Linked DNA regions of Homo sapiens: all the other regions are linked to region 3. A link is an interaction called in ENCODE POLR2A ChIA-PET data of the cell type or tissue named here. Cell type or tissue: MCF 10A. All regions are shown on one strand.

Region 1 (2,500 bases), 490 kb after region 3:
ACTCAGAGGCTGAGGCAAGAGAATTGCTTGAACCTGGGATGCAGAGGTTGCAGGGAGCTGAGATCAAGCCACTGCACTCCAACCTGGGCAACAGAGGGAGACTTCATCTCAGAAAAAAAAAAGAGGGGGAGGCAGTTCAGGCAGAGGGAACAGCATGAACGAGCAGGCAGAGGACCTGCTGCCATCCTCCTAGAAGGAAATATATCACCAGGGGTCCAGCACAACAGGAAGCCCACTAGTATTGCAAACAGAGGGAATTTAATCCAGGGGACTGGCTGCATAGATATAGGTGGTACAAAAACTGACAAGGCAAAGCAGACAGCGAGCAGACCAGTGTGCAGGGTGTGTTTGGGAAGTGACTGGTAGCCTGGTAATGGGGTGTGGGGTGTACAGCGGGGGGAGGGGTGTGTAGAGGATGGCACAGGGCTGGAAGGCAGCTTGGGAGCAGAGTGGAAAGGCTGGTCCTACGGTGCATGCTTGATTTGCAAAGTTACAGAGCCTCGTCTAAAGCATGGCCTGGTGGGCTTGAGCAGCCGTGGGAGGGTGGGCTGCTGGGCTGGCCTTGGTGGGAGGCTGCTGGGGTTGACCAGGGCAGGACTCGCCCAAGGCTGCTGCCAGAGAGGAGAGGTGGGGTGGGCTCAGAGACATTCCCAAGGCTCAGTCTTCTGGCTCAGTGACGAATTGAGTGGGGGGAGGGACGTCAACAAGTCTGAACACTCTGACCCGGTGCCATCCTCCTAGAAGGAAGTGTATCAGCCAGGGGCCCGGCCCATCAGGAACCATGCTAGTATTTCCAACAGAGGGAGTTTAATCCAGGGGACTGGTTGCATCGGTGGTATAAAAACTGAGAAGGCAAACGAGATGGTGAGCAGCCCCGAGGTGAGCAATGGGAGGACGGCGCTGCACCATTTGGAGCAGGAGGGACAGAAAAGGGAAGCAGGTGGAGCCCGGAGGCCGGGAGCTGCCCACCAGGCAGAAGCCACAGCAGACCTGCGCAGTGGGAACTGGCGCCGGGGAGGCGCAAGCCCTGCTAGAGATGCTTCCTAGAGCAGGGACCCAGGGGAGGAAATGCCCCGGCGTCTCCCCTCCGCCCACCCTCTCCTCACCTGCTATTGGCCAAACCTACCTGGAGCAAGGGACCTGGGGAGCGTAACCCTGAGATACAAGCCAGCCCGAGAAGAATGGGCATGTGTGTGGGAGCAGCGGGCCGACAGGAGCACAGGAACACCAGAGGAAGCAGCTGCGGAGAAGAGACCGTGCGTCCTGATCTGAAGATGGGAAGCGAGAGGTCCCTCCAGGAAGGAATGTCTAGTTTGCAGCAGCATAGAGAGTAGGATGGCTGGGGAGGTAGATGTGGCAGGCGCGACTGTAGCTCTCTGTCTCAGGTTTTCTCAACCCAGGGAAAAGCTGATTAATGCCTGAGTCACTCTGTCCGCGAGCTGAGCCTCCTGGGTGGGGCAGGGCAAGGTGGTATCGGGTGATTCGGGGATGTGCCAGCCTCAGGGAGGGGAGAGAGGATAGTGTGCGGGAAACAGAGCTGGCCTGGAGAGGCTGTCACGCCCACAGCATCACCCCAGTTCTGACGGCAAAGCTGTGTGACTTTGAGCAAGTGAATGATGCGCTCTGGGCTTCGATTTCCTCGTCATCACCAACCCCTGCCTCCAGCACAAGCTGCTCCACACCAGGCAACCGCCTGTAGTTGCCCAAACTCTGTGCTTCCTCAACACCCAGGCCTGCAGTAGACGCCACCCCCGACCTGGAATCTCCTTCCCCATTCCCACACGTCTTACTTTCTCCAGTCTTTCAGATTCAGTCCTAGCAGACTCCCAGCACTTTGGGAGGCCGAGGCGGGCAGATCACGAGGCCAAGAGATTGAGACCATCCTGGCCAACGTGGTGAAACCCTGTCTCTACTAAAAACTCAAAAATTAGCCGGGCGTGGTGGCGCACGCCTGTAGTCCCAGCTGCTCAGGAGGCTGAGGCAGGAGAATCGCTTGAATCCAGGAGGCGGAGGTTACAGTGAGCCGAGATCGCGCCACTGTACTCCAGCCTGGGGACAGAGTGAGATTCCATCTCAAAAAACATAAATAAATAAAAAATAAACCCCCCCCCACACACAGCAAAAACAAATCACAAAGACAAAAACGAAATCCCTTCAATGCCCATTTCCTGAATCAACTGCATCCCCCAGGAACTGCTTTGGGATTTTACTTATTATTTGGGATTATTTGTGCTCATTTCCCCTGTACCAAAAGTCAGAATCAAGTTAGCTGCGCTGTGTCTCTGTCACAAATGTCTGCTTGTATAAATAGGAGGGGGTACAAGCATGTGTCCACACACGCACACACGCCTCTCTCCGGATAAAGAGGTCTCGGGGTGAGGATTCTGGAACCCGTCCTTCCACACCTACTGCGTCTGGTCACTGTCTCCGAGGCTGACATTCCTCACGCCGAGGGATGGGCAGGCAGAAGGCTGCAGGCAGTGCGCCAGCCAGGTCAGCT
Region 2 (2,500 bases), 120 kb after region 3:
CGCTTCTCAGGCGCATAAGATCTTTTTCATGTAGTTTGCTTCAACGCTATTGTATTTCTTCTGCGCTTTGAAACTGAACCCCTCTTTGATGGATATTAGTGGAACGTGCTTTCGTGTCTCCCTAATGAACTTTCACTTGGAAAATGCCCCAAACAAGGAAGATGCTAGAAGTGTAATGATATTTTGTTTAAAGCAAAGAGGGACCTTCTCTTCTGGTTTCCCCCACTTTGGTCCACCCCAGAGGAATAATTGGCCAAGAATCACAGAAGGGATCATTTACAGCTTTACTTTCAAGCTCCCCAGTTCCCTTTCAGACTGTGTTTACTCAGTCAAAGGCTTCAGACTAGCCAGGGTGGGCCTCCTGACAGCCCCATCTTGCTGGCCCTGGGATACTCTGATTGGGATTAAACCCATGCTGATCTGTCAGAAAGTGGGTGATTGAGAGGCTTCTTTGTGATGCTCGTGGTAAGATGAGAGGATGGAAGAGTACAGATGTGGAGGCAATATTCTTTAGGGCACCCTTCAGCTCTTGTGCCTGGAGGAGCCCAGGTCGGCAGTCCTGGGGTGATTACTGGCTACACGGAAAGCAAATCCAAAATGGAAGACAGCTTGGCACCATGGGAGAAACTGTTCAGTGGTGGTGTTCTTTATTTTATTTTTTTCTAACAATTGAAAATATCCTGTGGGGAACAGTCTTCTCAAATCCAATCAACATTAAGTTTCAAATAAAACTAAGTATACAGGAAATAAGTGAGCAACAAAATATAAGGCCATTAGATGTGCCTACATTGGTGTTCTTGTTTTTCCCTCAGTGGGTGATTCCTTAGGGAGAGATTAGCTATAATAATTAGTACTTTTGTAAATAAAAGAAATTGTGTGAAGCTGGAAAATTTACAATAGATGAAGTATAGTTGTCAAAGCACCAAATTCTCAGTGTGGCCAACTAGGAAACCTGCATTCTTTCCGTTGCTGAGTCACTTGCTGGTTGTACAGGCTTGGACAAGTCCCTGTCTTTTGAGCTTCTGCTTCTTCATCTATAAAATGGTGACATGCTTCCAGGTTCTGTTCTTCACAGGTTTGTTCTGGGAATCAAACAAGGCCTGAGGGTGACAGCACCTGGGATCCCTAATACTTGACTGATTATTATCAACTGCCTTTGGAGTATGGGCTTTAGAAGCTGAGGTTCCCCCTTTGGTCAGTATCACCCACAGGTCATTATTCAGAACTTCCCAGCTCAGGGGTTCAGAATTTCTCACTGCTATGCTTTTTTGTTAGTTGTTCATCTTTTTTTTCCTTTTGTTTTTAGTTGACATATCATGATTATAGAGTAATCACATAATGGTTGACACATTTATAGAGTGTAGCGTGATATTTTGATATATGTATACAATGTGTAATTATCAAATCAGGGTAATTAGCATATGCATTACCTCAAACATTTATCATTTCTTTGTGTTGGGAATATTCAAAATCCTCTCTTCTAGCTATCTGAAAATGTATAATAAATTATTGTTAACTATAGTCACGCTACAATGCTATAGAACACTATGACTTATTCCTCCTATCTAGCTGTAATTTTGTATCTGTTAATCAACCTTTCCTGTCTTCCCTTCCCTGCCACCCTTCCTAGCCTCTAATAACCACAATTCTACTCTCTACTTTTATGAGCTCAAGTTTTTTAGCTCCTACACATGAGTTAGTACCTTCAGTATTTCTGTGCCTGACTCATTTCACTTAACATCATAACCTCCAGGCTCATCCATGTTGCCATGAATTACAGGATTTTATTCTTTATTATGTCAGAATAATATTACTTTGTGTATTTATACCAATATATATTCCAATATCTATTGAGATGATCATACTTTTTTTGTCCTTCATTCTGTTGATGTGATGTATCACATTGACTGATTTGCATATGTTGCACCGTCCTTGCATCCCTAGAGTAAACCCCACTTAATCATGGTATATTATCTTTTTGATGCATTGTTGGATTCAGTTTGCTAGCATTTTGTTAAGGATTTTTGCACCTGTGTTCATCAGAGATGTTGGCCTGTGGCTTTTTCTGTTGTGTCCTTGTCTGAGTTTGGTATCAGGGTAATTCTGGCTTCACAGAATGAGTTAGAAAGAATTCCCTCTTCTTCATTTTTCTTGAAATAGCTTGAGAAGAATTAGTGTTAGTTCTTCAAAAGCTTGGTAGAATTCAGCAGTGAAGCCATCTGGTCCTGGGCTTTTCTTTGTTGGGAGACTTTTTATTACTGATTCAATCTCATTACTTGTTATTGGTCTGTTCAGGTTTTCTGTTTCTTCCTGGTTCAATCTTTATAGGTTAGATGTGTCCAGGATTTGATCAATTTCCTGTAAGTTTTCCAATATGTTGGTCCATAGTTTTCATAATAGTCTCTAATGGCCCTTTGTCAATTGTAATGTCTCCTTTTTTATTTCTCATTTTATTTAATTGTGTCCGTTCTCTCATTTTCTTAGTTTGTCTTGCTAATAG
Region 3 (2,500 bases):
GGAGTGAAGCCCCTCAGCCTCTCAGTTCTTGCAGCAGGGGATCCTGGGCCCTGGCTCTGGCCACCCAAGGAGAAAGCCTGCCTGGGCAGAGAAGGGGGCTCGGAGAGGTCCTCCCAACCACCTATTTATCGTTGCCCAGGCTCCTAGGCCTGGATCTGTCAGCCAGGGCCTGCCCATGGCCCTGGGAGGTGATGGGAGTGGTGGTAGTTTCAGTCTCTGATGAAAGCTGCTGAAACCGGCACGGAGCACACATGAAAAGGACGAAAGAGAAGGCGCAAGGCTGACTGCCAGGTGGCAGGCGTGATGGGACTTGTCTCCCACTTGGGGAGATGAAGACAAAAGGCAGCGTCATCCCCCAGAATGAGTGACTCTGCCTCTGTAGGGCTGTTTCTGAGCAGGGCCTCCGTGCCTGGAAGAATGATGCCTTTGGCCTCCTGAGTTCTGAGCAATATCCCCTGGCTAAGTGGGTTGTTCCCATCAATATTCAGGAGTCTTTGGTGTTGAGAAACCTTGAACGATGTAAGCTGAGAGGTAGCACCATCAATTCCTGTCTAGACTAGATTTTTGGAATCCAGGCTCCCAAGATGAAAGGGTACATTATGAAGGCAGGGCATAAATCTACCATGCCAACAAGACCCACATTCACCTCGGATTATTTACACCTTTCTGCCTCCCTCTGGGCATTGCCTGTCCCACTGTAGCCCACTTTCAACTTTTGACAGGATCACTTAATGCATCATGACCTACAAGTAGCCAGTTACATATATTTTCATTGTGAGGGACTCTGTACCCCAGGCCAGTTTCCCCCTCCTGACTCCCTGCAGTTTTACCTTTTTACTTGGCCCTTAAAGACACCACAGATGCTAAGGAAGGGATGAATGTTGGTCATAAGCACGCAGTGAAACCTGGCTGGGGAGGGTCACCGAGTGTGTATTACTAATTCGATCTCCGCCGCACCCTTGGTCTCATGCCCAGCACCTTTGTGTGGTGGTTACTCAAGGATGTGGGAAGCCGCTGGAGCGAGGCTGCTGACGCACCCCATTTCAGAACTGCCAACGCGGGCTCCTTGGCAACCAGAGCTCACCATCTGCCCAGGCAACCAGGGAGGGCACAGAGGGCAGTGAGCCTCTGCCAGGATGGACAGTTCTCAGCATTGAAAACTAGCTGTGGGTTCTGCCAGTACCGTGGAGCCAATTGTACGTCTCATTCAGCCTCGGGTCCTGCCTTGCCAGCTGCGTGTGGGCCATCTTAACTTGGATGATCCCTGGACGCTTACCATTTAAGAGCATAAGGGTGGATCAGTCACTTTCTCTTAGAGGGCTCCATTTTCCTGTCTTTGTCATGAGAAGATTGGGCTGCAATAGTCTTCCATGTGCCTTCCAGCACCGTGCAGTAGGATACGGCGGGTGTGGACCTTGAAAGCCAAAACGTCGATGTTCATATCTGGCTCTGCTGTGTGACTGCAGGCAGGCCCCTGAACTTTTTCACCCTCATTTCTTTGCCTCTGAAATAGGGCTAGATAAAGCCTCTTGGCCCCTGGCCCCTGTTATTACCCCCAGTTAACAACAGCGCTGATAATGACCCACACTTACTGTTGGCTTCCTGTGAGCCAGGCCGTGCTCTAAGGGCTTGGTATATGATAACTCATCTCATTTGTGAGAAAATCTCTCCAAAGCAGAAACTTCCCAGTTTCACTTTCACTGAGAGTGCTCATGGGCCTTCCCAAGGCCACACAGCCAGCAAGTATTATGTCTGGGACTTGAACTCAGTAGTGAGAGCTTACCTTCTACACGGTTCTCTCTCTGCAAGAGGAACCCCGTAAATGTCATGTCCATTTTCTTCTCCTTTTCTCTTTCAGCTCGGCACACTTCTTCATTTGGTGTCCAAAGTAACATCCACCTACTCTTAATGTTTTCGGCCGGGTGCAGTGGCTCATGCCTGTAATCCCAGCACTTTGGGAGGCTGAGGCAGGTGGATCACCTGAGGTCAGGAGTTTGAGACCAGCCTGGCCAACATGGTGAAACCTCTTCTCTACTAAGAATACAAATATTAGCCAGGCGTGGTGGCAGGCAACTGTAATCCCAGCTACTCAGGAGGCTGAGGCAGGAGAACTGCTTGAACCTGGGAGGTGGAAGTTGCGGTGAGCCGAGATTGGCACCACTGGCACTCCAGCCTGGGTGACAAAGCGAGACTCCATCTCAAAAAAAAAAAAAAAAAGTTTTCACGACTCTCCTCATCCCACACAGTCACCTGTGACTCCTGTCTTTTCTCCCAACCCCTTTTACTTCCATATTTCTTAGTGTTCCAGTTAGAGGGAACTGCTTGTGCAAATGTCCCGTGGCAAGAGAGAGTGCAGAGGGAGGACGAAGAGAGGGAACAACACAGTGGCTGCCTCCAGGCAGGCTGAGCTTGATGAACCAACAGGACCCTGACCATCTGAGCTTTGAGTTCTTTCTGCCTGCTAAGAGAAATGAGAAACTTCTGAAGCACTTTAAGTGAA

The links. Peaks named below come from ENCODE experiments on the same cell type or tissue, not always from the same donor. Only the 100,000 strongest peaks of a DNase experiment are listed, where the experiment ranks them.
Region 1: POLR2A ChIA-PET joins it to region 3 with 19 read pairs; 2 of 35 experiments call an interaction of 5 or more read pairs at or near these places.
Region 2: POLR2A ChIA-PET joins it to region 3 with 10 read pairs; 3 of 35 experiments call an interaction of 5 or more read pairs at or near these places.

What each region holds. Positions count from the first base shown.
Region 1 is chr3:194,321,459-194,323,958 of GRCh38, forward strand. No RefSeq gene overlaps it. Among named protein-coding and RNA genes, the nearest start is that of LINC00887, 9.9 kb to the left of the region's middle. RefSeq lists an enhancer at 745-1,944. In MCF 10A, no CTCF peak of the experiment used is centred here; DNase peaks (open chromatin) are centred at 713, 1,003 and 1,503.
Region 2 is chr3:193,951,081-193,953,580 of GRCh38, forward strand. No RefSeq gene overlaps it. Among named protein-coding and RNA genes, the nearest start is that of LINC02026, 51 kb to the right of the region's middle. In MCF 10A, no CTCF peak of the experiment used is centred here; a DNase peak (open chromatin) is centred at 981.
Region 3 is chr3:193,830,628-193,833,127 of GRCh38, forward strand. It overlaps LOC105374284 (a long non-coding RNA gene), which reads right to left. Exons shown (of 4, transcript XR_924841.3): 3 at 1,784-2,458; 4 at 1-1,414. Among named protein-coding and RNA genes, the nearest start is that of LINC02038, 12 kb to the right of the region's middle. RefSeq lists enhancers at 1,470-1,569, 1,590-1,749. In MCF 10A, no CTCF peak of the experiment used is centred here; DNase peaks (open chromatin) are centred at 354, 1,024 and 1,674.